Linked DNA regions of Homo sapiens: region 2 is linked to region 1. Evidence: chromatin loops called from intact Hi-C (ENCODE). Cell type or tissue: A673. All regions are shown on one strand.

The links. Peaks named below come from ENCODE experiments on the same cell type or tissue, not always from the same donor. Only the 100,000 strongest peaks of a DNase experiment are listed, where the experiment ranks them.
Region 2: a loop joins it to region 1, with 6 times the contacts of the local background. A loop is called at or near these places in 2 of 110 quality-filtered maps.

The regions. Positions count from the first base shown.
Region 1 is chr1:71,045,285-71,053,284 of GRCh38, reverse strand. PTGER3 (prostaglandin E receptor 3) reads left to right here and starts at 5,469. Exons shown (of 4, transcript NM_198719.2): 1 at 5,469-6,604. The coding sequence starts at 5,708. ZRANB2-AS1 (ZRANB2 antisense RNA 1) reads right to left here and starts at 6,779. Exons shown (of 3, transcript NR_038420.1): 1 at 5,696-6,779; 2 at 4,297-4,471. RefSeq lists an enhancer at 5,472-6,055. In A673, CTCF peaks have their summits at 2,876 and 3,079 (motif pointing right); DNase peaks (open chromatin) are centred at 3,094, 5,434, 5,834, 6,744 and 1 weaker place; H3K4me3 peaks cover 3,997 bases; H3K27ac peaks cover 3,653 bases.
Region 2 is chr1:70,715,623-70,723,622 of GRCh38, reverse strand. The region is part of intron 5 of LINC01788 (long intergenic non-protein coding RNA 1788); the gene reads right to left. Among named protein-coding and RNA genes, the nearest start is that of LINC01788, 13 kb to the right of the region's middle. In A673, no CTCF peak of the experiment used is centred here; DNase peaks (open chromatin) are centred at 2,492, 2,912, 3,272 and 3,742; H3K4me3 peaks cover 800 bases; H3K27ac peaks cover 4,223 bases.

The DNA.
Region 1 (8,000 bases):
CTCTCTCCCAAACATAGCCATAAAACCTAGCAAGGTCACTCTGTCCCTTCTCCCTGGAAAACCCCTCATTCCCGAGGGGTCCTGCCCCATACCCAGGGGAAGGGGAATTGTACAAAGCAACCTTGTTGGGTTTCCCCACTCCGTCCATCACTGTTAGGCCACGTTAGCGTGGGTGACAGAGTGAGACTGTCTCTTTAAAACAAATAAAACAATAGAATTTCTGTGCCTACTAACTAAAAGAGATAATCACACGTTGTTCAATACAACAACAGCAACAACAAAGCTGTAGGAGTACTTGCAGTAATGATAGAGGAGAAAAGATGTCACAAGGAAAAATCCTCTTTTAATCTCAGAGGTTTATAGTTTTAACAGGTACATTTAAGTCTATTATCTATTTTGTTTTGTGGTGTAAGGTCTATGTTCATTTTTATATCCATACAGCTATCTAGTTTTTCCAGCACCACTTGTTAAAAAGACTGTTCTCCTGAATCACCTTAACACTTTTGACAAAAATCTGTTGAATGTCTGCATATGTGTACACATATCTATATCTCTATATGTGTATATATGATGCTCTCTATAATACTCTCTTTCATTGATCTATAGATCAGTGTCTTAGTTTGTTTTGTGCTACTATAACAGTACTACATCTGGGTAATTTATAAAGAATATAAATTTATTTCTCAATGTTTTGGATGTTGGGGATGTTCAAAAGCAAGGCGCCATCATCTGGTCTCTGGTGAAGGCCTTCTTGCCCTGTCCTCACATGTCAGGATGACAAGAAAGGGACCAAACTCCCTCTGTCAAGCCCTTTTGTAAGAGCAGCTAATCCCATTCCCTCAAGAGATGTCCTCATAGCCCAACCACCTCTTAAAGGCGTCACCTCTTAATACCATCATAGTAGCCATTAAGTTTCAACACGAATTTTGGAGAAGACACATTCAAACCATAGCATGCCTATCTTTATGCCAGTATCACGCTGCCCTGCATATAACAATAGTAAAATATAGTTAAATTTGTAAAAACAAGTATTTGAATTTTATTAAACTATTGCATTGGAAGGCATTCAAAAGCATACAGAAATCATAGAAGAGAAAAAAAGACCTGCAAATGAAAGGAGTAAAAATTATGACTTACTGGTTTTTGGGATCGAGGATCCTGCCCATTCTTCATGACTATGGCTATGGGAAATACTGGTAGAAAAAAAAAAATCATAGCCTTACTGGCAAAAAGTTCCAGAGACTGGAGTTAAGGCTTGAAAAGCCACTGCAAATTTAAGTAGGAAATCTTGGTAATGAGAACCAGAGAAGAAATGAGATAGAACTACCCAAATTCATGTCTCACAGCAAACTCTGCATGAGTGAAGGAGACCACATGAAGCCTGAGGAAAAAGCAAGCAAAGACCAGATAGAAATCTAGTCCCAGCACTTTGGGAGGTCAAAGTGGGAGGATCATGATGTTAGGAAATCGAGACCATCCTGGCTAACATGGTGAAACCCTGTCTCTACTAAAAATACAAAAAATTAGCCAGGCGTGGTGGTGGGCGCCTGTAGTCCCAGCTACTTGGGAGGCTGAGGCAGGAGAATGGCGAGAATCTGGGAAGCGGCGCTTGCAGTGAGCCAAGATTGCACCACTGCATCCAACCTGGATGACAGAGTGAGACTCCGTCTAAAAAAAAAAAAAAAAAAAAAAAAAAACAAAACACACACAAAAACCATTATTCAAGAATACATCTACTTTGATTACTTTGATGCTTTACTTAAGGGGATGTATTCCTCCCTGTGCTGTGTGTACTTTGGGTGGGAGAAAGCTGAAGCTTCAGAAACTTTAAATGTCAGGGAATAGCCCTAAGCTGGCAGAGTAGCTGCAAATAAGAGGAGAATCCCTAGAATCAAGGAACCCACACAGAAGGTGATCTCCATTGCTAACTGACCAGCAAATTACACAGGCATAGGGAAATCAATCTCTAGGAAGCCAAGCTAAAAGAGCATGGAAAACCATGAGAATGAAGCAGAGATACCAAGAGCAGCATGCCCCATGGGAGGCAATATTGGCAGTTTGAATCCGGACAAGTTAACTGTCAAACAGAGCAAACAAACATAAAATAGATAATACTCAGGGAAAAAAACCCGGTAGACTCCAGAGTCATTACAATATATTACAATGTCCAGTTTTCAATTAAAAAAAACAGGCATGTAAAGAATAGGAAGAAAAGACAGCAGAAAAGGCATTCATAGAAAGGGACTCTTTGATCTAGCAAAGACTTCTAGGCATTGCTTTTATTTTGATACAGTAATTACATTGATTGATGTTTAAATGTTAAGTCTACATTGCACTGTACTTCCATGACAATCATTCTGAGAAGACAAAAGCCATGGGATCAGTGTTTCTCCTGTTATTTGGCACTTAGAATCAGTAATTTTGCACTAAAATATAAACCCCATGAATATAGGCACTGTTATGTATTGCTTTTGTATCCCTAATGACTGAAACAGTGTCTGACATAGATTGGGTGCTCAATGAATGGTTATTGAATGAATGAATGACTAAAATATAAACTAAAATTACTGGTTGGCTCCATGAAGAAAGACTTTCAGATATTTTCCATCCATAGTGAGGCAATCAAAGGCTGATCATGTGACTCATTATTAATCTTATTTTGTATCCATATTTAAGATTTTTAAATAGATGTTTAATAGAAGTAAATAGCAAAATAAATTCATCATCACTAGCTAAATATTGACATACATTATACATTTTAAGCTGTAGGGTACAATTAAGTAATCTGTGAATTTAAAACATGTCCAGGTTAGAATTTCATTGAAAACATAATAGGTGAATATATACTTTAAATTAAAAAAAAATGAATATCTGGTCTTTCAGTTTAATCCTCTACTGGTTTATTGACTGTTAAACAAAGTTGCCAATTTGTAACCTCAAAGGAAAACAAAGTGACCACAATTATGTACTGATAAGTAGATCTCTAGGAAAGAAATCAGAGATTCCCTAAGCAAAGCATCCATTGGCCCTATGGAAATTCTCTTTAAAACAGCATAAAGCATGTTATTAGCCTTTTGGTCACTAGAGGGTGGTGTTGTTTCAGACCAACACAATTCACACTATATCCGTAGTAACTGACCAGAAAGTACCAACCAGAATCCAACTGCCAGCTTCACACTGTTACTCCACAAAACCTCACAGTCACTTGTTTACAAGGTGAATAGCTAAAGGCAGACAATATAGGATGAAGCAAAGTGCTGAAAGAAGAGAAATACCCAAATTATCTGAAATGCAACACATTTTGTTCATTGGCATAGAGGTTAGTGAGAGGCTAACAATTCTTTACTAATACATGCCCCGACGCTTACCATGCTTATCAAGTCCAATTGGCTACAGCAAGCACTTCAGTGGGAGAAGTAAAAGTTTCAAAGAAGTCAAATATTTGTGAATAAAAATGAGAATAGTTTTTGATGTAACTGGAAAAAGATAAGCCTTGCTTCCTTTGCTGTGTGAATGGTGATATGGTCTTAAATTTTAAATATTGAATTACACTAGAATTTTACTAACTATAGATGGTATAAACTTGATAGCCACTTTCATCCAAATGCTTTGGATAAAGCTTTGTCTAAGAATAACCTCAAATATTATTTTATTTTCAAATGATATTAGGCTAGAAAAATACTATCCCAAATACAGGTTTGAGATTAATTCAAAATAATAAGACAAAAGTTTACGGAAGATTTTAGAATCAAACCATTTCACCCTTCCTAGCTGTTGTTCCCATTGTAAACGTGACATTTTAGTCAGTAAAACGCAAAAGTGCAAAACATTTTTAAATGACAGCAAAACACAAAATGAAATTCATGTTGTGATTAATGCATCTTATTAAAATGGAGTTTAAGTTGCATTCTTGCTTTTCCTTCTTTAAAAAACATATAATGTTATAGTGATATTTTTTCAAACTCTCATACAGAATCAAGACAACAGCACATAAAGTATGCAGAGGGACATATCCCATTCTTACCTCTTAACAGTAATTTAAAAGTTAAGAACACCCATACAGAACATCAGCTAAGCTAGGAAAGGCAAAACTGATTGGGCTTGTTCTGAAAGTTGATCTGTGTCAATCAAAATAATGGTCTTTAGAGTGCTATATGATTAAGTCTAATTTCTTAAATATGAGGAAAAATGAACTTTGCAATTATTTTTAAAAATCTTTTCATCTCTTAGACAGTGTAAAAAGGCAAAAAGCAAAAAACACAAGACTTTCCCAAGATTAGGGGAAGATGATCTCACCGTTAATATTCATCTGCTGAGAGCAGTTATGGGACCCATGTCAGGAATACATGCTTCAAATAAGATGGGACTTGAGAATTGCTGAGAGACTTCAGGAACATTCTTTAACTTCATGGGGCCTCAGTTACCCCACCTTTAAGGGAAATAATAATAGCAATAGTACCTTGGAGGATTTCTGTGATAAAATGAGAAAATGCTTGTGAGAAGTACATAAAATATTGGCTTACTGAAAGATGTTACGAGGCAAGCAAGTATGCCTATTTTCATTCAATGTTTATTATTTCAAAGGCAAAGTTTCCATATAGATTAAGGCCTTCATAACATCTGAATACCTTTTCTAGTTCTTATTGTATGAAGATAAGAAGGATGGTTGGAGGCTTTGTAAGGAATACCTTTCTCTTCTGCTCCCCTCTCACTCCCATAGGCTGGGAGCAGTTGATTTCACTACCTCAGATATGCAAATTGATGCCACCTTCCTGTAGCCACTTTTGCCATAGCTGACCTTTTTGTTGGGTGGTGGGGAGGGGAGCGGGCAGGATTAGGCGAGGGGTAGTAGTTGGGATTTCTTGGTCTTGGAATTCAACCATCCGATGTATTTGTTTCCCTGTGTCTATTCCCTTAAGTCTACAGGCACTGTCTAGTAATTTTATAGTTTTCAGCGGCACCCCAGGGGACAGGACACCTTGGCCTTTTTATAATCACTCTAGAGTCACAAAGCAGAAAGGAAAAAAGTTAACGATCAGCTATGCAAAGGCTTGTGTGGATTGCTTAAGGACAGGCGATTTTCACTTTACCAGAGTTACTAAAGGACTTCAGGAGAAGGATCCCGTCCCTGTAGGAGCGTTTGTGGTTGAAGAAGCAGGAGGACGAGCGCTCAGGTGCGCCTCGGCAGTTTGCCTGGGGTCCGCAAGTCCAGTGCTACTTATTAGCTGCTTGCCGTCCACCGACACTTTAGCGGAGAACTGGAGGAGACCCCAGTGGGCTCCCGGTCCGGCCAGGAGCAGGGCGTTTCAGAGGAGACCGTCTGGGGCTTCCCAACCCAGGCGATCAGGATAGGCAACAGCCAAGAGAGGCGCTCAGTTGCTTTGCACCCTCCTCCCACCTCGGTTCTGTCCACACCCACGGGCGCCCCGCCCCCTCGGCCTTATAAAGGGGACTCGGCACCTCCGCGCGCCTCGCCACCAGAGGTTTCCCAGAGAGGAAGGCGTGGCTCCCTCCCGGGCCAGTGAGCCCTGGCGCCGCCGCGGCCGCGGTCCCAGCAGCGGAGTAGGGCGGCGGCTGCGCCCCGCACCATGGGGGGCAGCCCAGCCCCAGCCGCGGTAAACGCCGACCTCCGCCGCCGCCCGCGCCGCGTCTGCCCCCTCCCGCTGCGGCTCTCTGGACGCCATCCCCTCCTCACCTCGAAGCCAACATGAAGGAGACCCGGGGCTACGGAGGGGATGCCCCCTTCTGCACCCGCCTCAACCACTCCTACACAGGCATGTGGGCGCCCGAGCGTTCCGCCGAGGCGCGGGGCAACCTCACGCGCCCTCCAGGGTCTGGCGAGGATTGCGGATCGGTGTCCGTGGCCTTCCCGATCACCATGCTGCTCACTGGTTTCGTGGGCAACGCACTGGCCATGCTGCTCGTGTCGCGCAGCTACCGGCGCCGGGAGAGCAAGCGCAAGAAGTCCTTCCTGCTGTGCATCGGCTGGCTGGCGCTCACCGACCTGGTCGGGCAGCTTCTCACCACCCCGGTCGTCATCGTCGTGTACCTGTCCAAGCAGCGTTGGGAGCACATCGACCCGTCGGGGCGGCTCTGCACCTTTTTCGGGCTGACCATGACTGTTTTCGGGCTCTCCTCGTTGTTCATCGCCAGCGCCATGGCCGTCGAGCGGGCGCTGGCCATCAGGGCGCCGCACTGGTATGCGAGCCACATGAAGACGCGTGCCACCCGCGCTGTGCTGCTCGGCGTGTGGCTGGCCGTGCTCGCCTTCGCCCTGCTGCCGGTGCTGGGCGTGGGCCAGTACACCGTCCAGTGGCCCGGGACGTGGTGCTTCATCAGCACCGGGCGAGGGGGCAACGGGACTAGCTCTTCGCATAACTGGGGCAACCTTTTCTTCGCCTCTGCCTTTGCCTTCCTGGGGCTCTTGGCGCTGACAGTCACCTTTTCCTGCAACCTGGCCACCATTAAGGCCCTGGTGTCCCGCTGCCGGGCCAAGGCCACGGCATCTCAGTCCAGTGCCCAGTGGGGCCGCATCACGACCGAGACGGCCATTCAGCTTATGGGGATCATGTGCGTGCTGTCGGTCTGCTGGTCTCCGCTCCTGGTAGGTAGTTCCAGGGTTGGGGGAAGTCAGGATGCGTGTGCGAGTAAGCGGGAACCTAAGACTTTGCTAAGTGGCAGCACCCGCAGGGGTGTGTTTGCAACCGCAGAGCGCTGAAGTGTCCTTTCCTCCTGCCCGCGCGGTCTTGGTTACAGCTTCAGAGCTGAGCTCCTCACTTACTAGCTGAGCGCCTTCCAAGAGCCAGGATTCGCATTAGGCACTGTTTATGAGCACATAGAGATCACAGGGCTGCTCACATTCTAGTCGGGTAGGAGACAGGATGTGTCATTGAAATGACATATATGCAGAGCTAGAAGTTTGTCCTGAGTGCATTAAAAGCAGAATTGCTATGATAACTGTAGCCTGATATTGTGGGGTTTTTTTTTTTTTTTTTTTTTGAGACGGAGTCTCGCTCTGTCACCCAGGCTGGAGTACAGTGGCGCAGCCTCGGCTCACTGCAAGCTCCGCCTCCCGGGTTCACGCCATTCTCCTGCCTCAGCCTCTCCGAGTAGCTGGGACTACAGGCGCCCGCCACCACGCCCGGCTAATTTTTTTTTTTTATTTTTAGTAGAGACGGGGTTTCACCGTGGTCTCGATCTCCTGACCTCGTGATCCACCCGCCTCGGCCTCCCAAAGTGCTGGGATTACAAGCGTGAGCCACCGCGCCCGGCCGGGTTTTTTTTTTTTAATTTCAAATTCCTCTTTCACGTTAATAAGATTTTCAGTCTGCAACCCCATACAGTCACAGCCCTCCTGCAGCTTCTGAAAGACTGCGCGACCTATGGGTGCCTTCAAGGTTCATTCTTGATGAGGCAGGAGAATGAAAGATACGAGTTGCCTCCTCAGCCTTTCGCCATGGTGCTTGACCCTCTAGGAAGTGCCCGAACGACAGTCAGTGGGATCCGGAAGCTCAGCAGCTTCTTCAGGCCAGCATTTACTTACCCTTGTAGCACTCAAGCAGGGTTCGCTAATCCTGAGATAGGAGGTAGAGGTTTCTCCATGTCCTAGCTCCTCACACCAGAGCAATGCAGAGGAGCAAGGGATGTTTGCAGAGGCTCTTTGCCTAACACCTGCCCTTACGTGATATTTTTGAGGTTTTTTTGTCTGTGTTACTTTTAGCTAGAAATGTCCGTGTGTAAGTGCTGTTTACTAATTCCTGAAGAATGGATGCTTACTTAGGCCCTGGGGTGTCTGGGTTAATAGATGTTGCAGAAAGAGCGATATGGTCACTGTTACAAAGGTATAACCAACTATATGTATTATACAGTTGTGGAAAACCTTTGAAACACGTGAACGCAGTTTTTTTTCTTTCCTAATTATGGTAAAATATATTACATACAATTCAGTATTTTAACCATTATTATGTGTACAGTTCAGTGGCATTAGGCATTAAGTACGT
Region 2 (8,000 bases), 330 kb after region 1:
TCATATGGAACCAAAAAAGAGCTCAAATACCCAAGACAATTCTAAGCAAAAAGAAGAAAGTTGGAGACATCACACTACCCGACTTCAAACTATACTACAAGGATACAGCAGCCAAAACAGCATGTTACTGTTACAGAAACAGACACACAGACCGGTGGAACAGAATAGAGAACTCAGAAAAAAGACTGCACACCTACAACTATCTGATCTTCAGCAAACCTGATAAAAACAAGCAATTGGGAAAGGATTCCCTATTTAATAAATGCTGCTGGGAAAACTGGCTAGCCATATGCAGAAAATTGAAGCTAGACCCCTTCTTTACACTTTATACAAAAGTTAACACAAGATGGATTAAAGACTTAAATGTAAAACCCAAAACTATAAAAACCCTAGAAGAAAATCTAGGCAATACCATTCAGGACATAGGGACAGGAAAGGATTTCGTGATGAAAACACCAAAAAGCAATTGCGACAAGAGCAAAAATTGACAAATGGGATCTAATTAAACTAAAGAGCTACTGCACGGCAAAAGAAACTCATGAGAGTGAATACACAACCTACTGAATGGGAGAAATTTTTGCAATCTATCCATCTGACAAAGGTCTAATATCCAGAGTCTACAAGGAACTTGAACAAATTTACAAGAAAAAGCAAAAAACCGCATCAAAAAAGTGGGCATAAACAGACGCTTCTCCAAGAAAGACATTTATGGGGCCAACAAACATATGAAAAAGGCTCAACATTGCTGATCATTAGAGAAACGCAAATCAAAACCAAAATGAGACCATCTCACACCAGTCAGAATGGTAATTATTAAAAAGTCCAGAAACACAAGGTGCTGGTGAGGTTGCAGAGAAAAAGGAACACTTTTACTTCCTGGGTATATACCCAAAGGAATACAAATCATTCTATTGTAAAGATTCATGCACATGTATATTCATTGCAGCACTATTCACAATAGCAAAGACATGGAATCAACCCAAATGCCCATCAATGATAGATTGTAAAAAGAAAATGTGGTACACATACACCATGGAATACTATGCAGCTATAAAAAGGAATGATATCATGTCCTTTGCAGGAACATGGACGGTGCTGGAAGCCATTCTCTTCAGCAAACTCACAGGAACAGAAAACCAAGCACCACATGTTCTCACTTATAAGTGGGAGCTGAACAATGAGAACACATGGACATATGCAGGGGAAAAACACACATTGGAGCCTGTTGGGAGTGAGGGTGGAGGGAGGGAGAGCATCAGGAAGAATATCTAAAGGATACTGGGCTTAATACCTGGGTGATGGGTTGATCTGTGTAGCAAATCACCATGGCACACGTTTACCTATGTAACAAACCTACACATCCTGCACATGTACCACTGAACTTAAAATAAAAGTTGAAGGAAAAAATATATATACATGCCGATAGACTTCTGCTCGCTTATCTCCTGGCAAAAAAAAAAATATATATATATATATATAATTAAACTTTATAATAACTCTTTGAGGCAATTTTTATTATTCTCTTTTTAGAGATGAGGATCCCTAAGATCACACAGTAAATCCATTTTCTTGACTCTAACTACATACAACTATATATAGTTTTCTTGAGAATACAGGACTCTCCATAAAGTAAATATTATATAAGTACCGTATTTGTCAACTAGATTAAAGGAGGTTCAATTCTTGTCTGTATGTGAAGTTTCAAGTTTATAATAGTTTCCCTAAAAAATAATTTTTATTTTAAAATTTCAATGAAGAAATTCCATGGAAAGAATTCCATGGAAGGATTTGGAAGTTGCTATGATAGACAGCTGTGAAACACAACCATGTCAATACCCATACATTTAAAACTTCAGAGAATCTCTACATTATAAATTTCATAGCTGGTAAGACTGTTTCTTTCCAACACCAGTAGTCACACCATGATCACACTGCTCTTGCCCTGATAGTGAAGACAATAAGCTGTATTTAATCAGAGGGTTAACTGAGGACCACACTGATCATAATAATCTCCCACATTCTGTTGCTGGCAGGTGAGGGATAAAGTTGAAGATCATGGTAGAAAGATACAGACAAAGAGGAACATCTTTTCTTTCTCTCGTTTTTCTCCAAAGGTGTGGAGTCTCTCTGCACATCTTGTCAGACAGAAGAAAGCAGTGCTGTAAACATCAGAAGGGAGAAACCCCTTGTTCACAATAATGATGAAAAAAATATTTATTGACTGACTGACTTCAATTACTCACAATGTCCACTTACAAACTGCTTTCTTGTTTGTTGTCTTCTTCAGCCCTCATAAAATCCCTGGGATAGTTCACATCATCCCCCTCTTAGAAGGAAAAGGAAGCTTAAACAAGTTCAATAACAGAGCTAATTATAATTAGGGGATGGACTTGCACCTGGAGAGTCATTCCCAGTCCAACACATTTTACACTCCATCCCATATCTCTAGTTGATAGGTCTCTGAAATTAGTCATGGCCACAGGAAGATATTAGACTCATCATTAAATGAGCCTCTTGAGGCAATGAGGTTGATCTAATGCGCTGACTGATGGATAAGACGGCCAGGGTCATCTGGCTCCTCTTGATCCTCATCCTGTGTCTTTGCCCCCTTGCTCACTATTCTCAGCCACATCAGCCTTCTTGTTGTTCCTCGAGCAGCCCAAGTCCAAGCATGCTCCCCATTTGCCGCTGCCCCATCTGGAATTCTCTTCATGGCCACTTCCTCACAAGAAACTTGAAATAACATCACTCTCTCCTCCTGTTCTCCTTATCACTCTTCTCTGCTGTATTTTTCTCCATACCTCTTAGCACCATCTGGCATAGTAGATATTTTACTGGTGTATTTGTTTGCTATGTGTTTCTTCCCATTAGAATGTAAACTCCATCATAGCAACGATTTTTTTTAAATGTGTTTGCTGTATTTCCAGTACCCAGTGACTGGCAAATTATAGACACTGAAAAATAAATGGCAAGAGAGAGGGAAGGAGGGAGGGAGGGAAGACAGGGAGGGAGGGAGGGAGGGAGGGAGGAAGGAAGGAAGGAAGGAAGGAAGGAAGGAAGGAAGGAAGGAAGGAAGGAAGGAAGGAAGGAAGGAAGGGGAGGGAGGGAAAAGACTTGAGAAAGGCTTGAATTCTGACTCCACTACCTTCTTCCTGGCTGGGTAACTTTGAGTTACTTTATTCCTTGATCAGTTTCTACCTCCCTACAATGTAGGGTTTAGATTTAAACACTTCTACGAGCCCAACACTAAAGTTCTATCATTCTGTGCTTTGTGATTCTATGTTTCCCTTGGCTACTGACACAAAGAAGGAGGTAAACAGTTGGTCTCAAGGGAAAAGGGCTGTACATATCTGTGGGCTCTTCCTCCTGCTCCTGTCACCACAACAACTAGTGTGTGGAGCACAACTAGCCTGACCCTCTAGTGAGTAAAAAACTTATCTATTTGGTTTTATTTAAGAAACATCAGGAAAGCTACCACTTGAACAAGAATATCTTTCCCTAGAGGTTTTTGTTAATACTCAAAATTCTACAGTAGACAGAATTCTTGTGGGCACTATTCCTTATCAAATCAAAAATGTCCTTTGAAACCTCTTATTGGTCACCAATAAAGAAGAGGACTTTGGAGTCCAGGAGACCTGGATGGGAAGCTTGATGGCTCCAAGAACTTGAGCAATTGACTTACCTCTCTTAATCTTCTATTTGCAATCTGTAAAATGGGGGAAATTTATGGTAATTGCTTTACAGGGCTTTTGTGAGTATTAAATGCAATGAGCCCTTTAAAGCAACTCAGTAAGTGATCAGTAAATTGTAGCTATTTTCATCCTTTTGGATAGTGTAGGAATGATTTTATCTGATACAAATGATCAGCCTCTAGAACGGGTGCTGGACTTGTTAATAGGCACATTCTGGGTAAGAGAAGAAAATACAGCGTTAGAACACAAGAGTAAATACCTAGTTAGAAAGCCAGAAAATTGTGTGAGGAGACTGGGGCTACTGGGCAGTCTGGAGTCACAGGGCTGCATCAGGAAGAAAGGCATCAAAGACCCAAACTTGGTCTGCAGTCATTTCAGCCACAATCCTCTTTCCCAATGATGTTTTAAATCTTTGAAATGCACTTACTGACTTTTTGGTTAGCCAAGGCCACAGATCATTGTAACTCAGAAGATATCATACATCACCTCACATTAAATCAGTGCATTCCTAGCAGACACTCAGTTCTCTCTGCAGAAGAAATGGCCATTATGTAGTGGCTCTCAGTTCTTGGATCAGCCAGGAAAATTATCAGCAGAGGTCAAAGTTGTTTGAGAAAAGCAAGGAAAGTACTGAAATCTAAGGCGATTCCCAGTCATTAATCAAGACTAAATGAAAACATTGTTTCTGTGCCTAACGCACTGACATCTTGTGTATAAACTAGAGATTTCTTTTCTTGTGTACAAAATTTTCATTTCAGTGATTACATCATGTTTCAAAACATGGAATGTTTTGAATGCCAAGGAAAAGGAGTGGGAAGTAATCCAGAAAAATAGCTTTGTATCAAAAATAAAAAGGAATAAGTGCAAGTGAAATTGAGGATCATTATGAGTGTCTGCCTCCTAATTAAGCCAGCTCCTGTTTTACCAAATATCATTAAGTGTTTTTTTCATATTCTCACCATCTTTTGCATCAAGTATCTGAATTGTGTAATACTCCATATTAGGCAATAATCACCATACTCAGTAAGAAAAATTAAAACTAAATTTTTAGGGCAATAGAAATAGGAAATGGCATTCTCTTAAATGTATTTTTTACCGCCTGATAAACTACACATTTATGATGTGGCCTCTTCCTAAATAATTCAAATTTGGGTTAGTGCAATATCTGATTCAATATTTGACTTCGATAAGTATTGGCAAATTTGAGGACATTTTTCTTGACTCTGAAATAATTGTTTGCTCCAAATAACTAAGTAATATGCAAATATCAGCCATTTGGCATTTCTTAAAGACTGCTCACAATGCTAATGTCAGACTTAGGAACTCCTCCCTTGCAGGTCACACTGCACCTTATATATGTGGTAGCACAATTCACATTGAAGTGCTGTTTTCTGTCTCTCCAGTTAGGCTGCCAGCCCTTGAGGGCGAAAACATTCTAATTCCATCACTATCGTGGTGGCCTGGCACACACTAAGCATTCTTTTTAATATATTTAAAAATAATAAGCAAATATTTGATGAATTGGTCACCACTGGGAATGTGAGATTATGTTAGATTCAACTGAGCTTACAAGTTAGTTGGATACATAACATATGCAAAGGTAAATGACCATTCAAGAGTTGAAATACCATCAGAGGCTAAACTTTTATAGGGAAGAGTACCTGGACTATCACTTTTATGGAATGAGGATAAACAGTACCTCATGCTGAGTAGGAGTTTAGGCTCTGAAATCAGATGGAACTGGGATAGTCACTTGACTTTACCATTTGCCAGCTGTGTAAACTTGGGTAAGTTGCTGTCAAAGAACAATGAGACCATTACATGATACCTGAAATAAAAAGACAAAGCTGAATGCGTTGCTACTACAGAAAAAAAAAAGTGGATGCTTTAGATCAGTCACAGGCTCTGTTGGTCTTCAGTGGGTTTTAAGGGAAGCATGCAGTTCAAGGAGACTTGGAGAGGTGAAGATAAGTTAACATTATTTTTAGAAGTTTGATTACTGGGGATAGGGACTGTGGTGGATTGGTTGAAACTCTGGGATATGTTTATTGGAGTGAATCCTGATTGGCTAACTTTCAGAAGCAAAGAGCTGGCCCTGATTAGTTGGTTTATAAAAGCGTGTTCACTGCAGCAGATGTTGAACAAGTAACTGGGTTTAAAACCAGTTCTGTTGACTACTTGTTGCCAGGGCTACAGAACAATTAGTTTTCTCTTATGTTTGCAAAAATTTATTTAACCTTTCAAAATTTTGTTTTTTCAGTCTGTAAACCCCACAGGATTTTTATGAGGATTTTAAGAGATAATGCTCACAAAGAACATACACTAACTTGCCACAAAGTATTTAATAAAAGTTACATTTATACATTTAACATGCACACAAAACATTTTGTCTATAAGGTAAATAGAGTTTTTATGAAATGTGACCTGAATACTTTTGCCAAACATCATAACACATTGTCATCCACTTCCTCTCTTCTTCAAGACCGAGTGTAAATACACATATTAACTAGGAGTCTGCCTTCTTTCTGTTCTCCCTTAACCTGCCTTGTATTCTGATGGCATGCAATAAATAAAAGAGATGTCGTACAGTGCACTGAGAGAAAATGGGAGGTGTGGTAGACTAGATTATTTTCTCTAATCCTTCACTCTCACCTTTTAATAAAATTGTACATCCATGCCCTTGCCACATGACCTACAATATCTCCCACCAGGTTAAGTAGAGTACATGTCTCACCTCACTGTTCCCACTCTTGGCCATGAAAATTGCTTTGGCCAATGGATTGTAGCACATGTGGTGCAAACAGTTTTAGGTTTGCTTGCAGTATTTGGCTTGACATTCTGCATGGCTCCATTCTACATAGACGTATGTGGGAAGTAAAAGCATAGAGGATCTCTGATGCACAACTAAGACAATATGGATGAGTAACAATTAGATGAGACATATCTAATGTGTATGAGTGTCAAGGCTTGTCGGTTAAGAGCAAGCATAATTCTCTGGCAGAAACGATGAAGAGAACTTAATACCACATTATCAATATTATAAAAAGATTTTCCTAGAAACAGATTCCAAGACTTCTGAGAATGAATGATGTCACACTTTCAGAGGTTCTTTCAGTTAGGGTTCTTTGCTTGAAAGAAATACAATCTGACATTTGTCAACCAAAGCAAAAAGGAAAATTATTATAGAATGTGGTCTACCTTATGGAATCAGATGATCAAGGTGGAAGTTAGAGCAGCTTTGAGCATGAACTAATGGACACTGGGTTAAATGAGCTACAATTGGTTTTGTCCATGTGTCCTTCCCCACAAGTTTCCAAATTCCAGAATAGTGAGTCTGATTGTCTGGGTTTATGTCACATCCCTCTGCACAACTAGGTTACAAATAATGGACGAGAGATAAGTTATTCAGGAAGAGGTTTTCAATTGACAAAAAATGAATACTGGATACCGGGTGGCAAAAATAACAACTGCACAGATGCACAGCTCTTGTTTGGGTTATTTCACAGACTTGTATTGTGGAGTGTTTTGCTCAGTTCTTGGCCCATAGTAAACACTCAATAAATATTTGTTAAGTGAATATTGAATTAATGAGCATTGAACGAATGATCTCAAGTTCATTGACAATCTCCAATTTTCATCTTCTGTATTGGCCAGGCATGGCTGCTCACATCTGTAATCCCAGCACTTTGGGAGGCCAAGGTGGGAGCACTGCTTGAGCCCAGGAGTTTGAGGATTGACGCCAGCCTGGGAAAAAAGGCAAGAACTCCATCTCTAGAAATATATATATATATATATAAAATGCATATATGAGCCAGGCATGATGTTGCATGCCTATAGTGCCAACTACTCAGGAGGCTGAGGTGGGAGAATCCCTTGAGCCCAGAAGTGTGCAGCTGCAGTGAGCCATGATTACTCCACTGCACTTTAGCCTGAGCAACACTGTAAGACCCTATTTCAAAAAAATAAAAATAAAATAAAATAAAATAATAACACCAAAATCTGTCTTATCATCCACTCATTTGCCTCAAAATACATTTGGATGCTATGATAGAAATTATTTAGAAAATTTAGTGCTCTACATAATTATAAGGGAGTTGAGTTTCTTATATACAATAACTTGAATTTGTTGGACGCTTCTAATAGGCCATCCACCCTGCTACGTATCTTACATAAATCATTTCATTTCATTTGATCTTCAAACTCTATAAGGTAATAATGTTAGTAAGCAACCTTCTCCTGCTTCCATTTTACAGATGGAGAAACTAAGGCTGGGGTGGGTGATGCTGTATGATTTGTTTAAGATGTCAT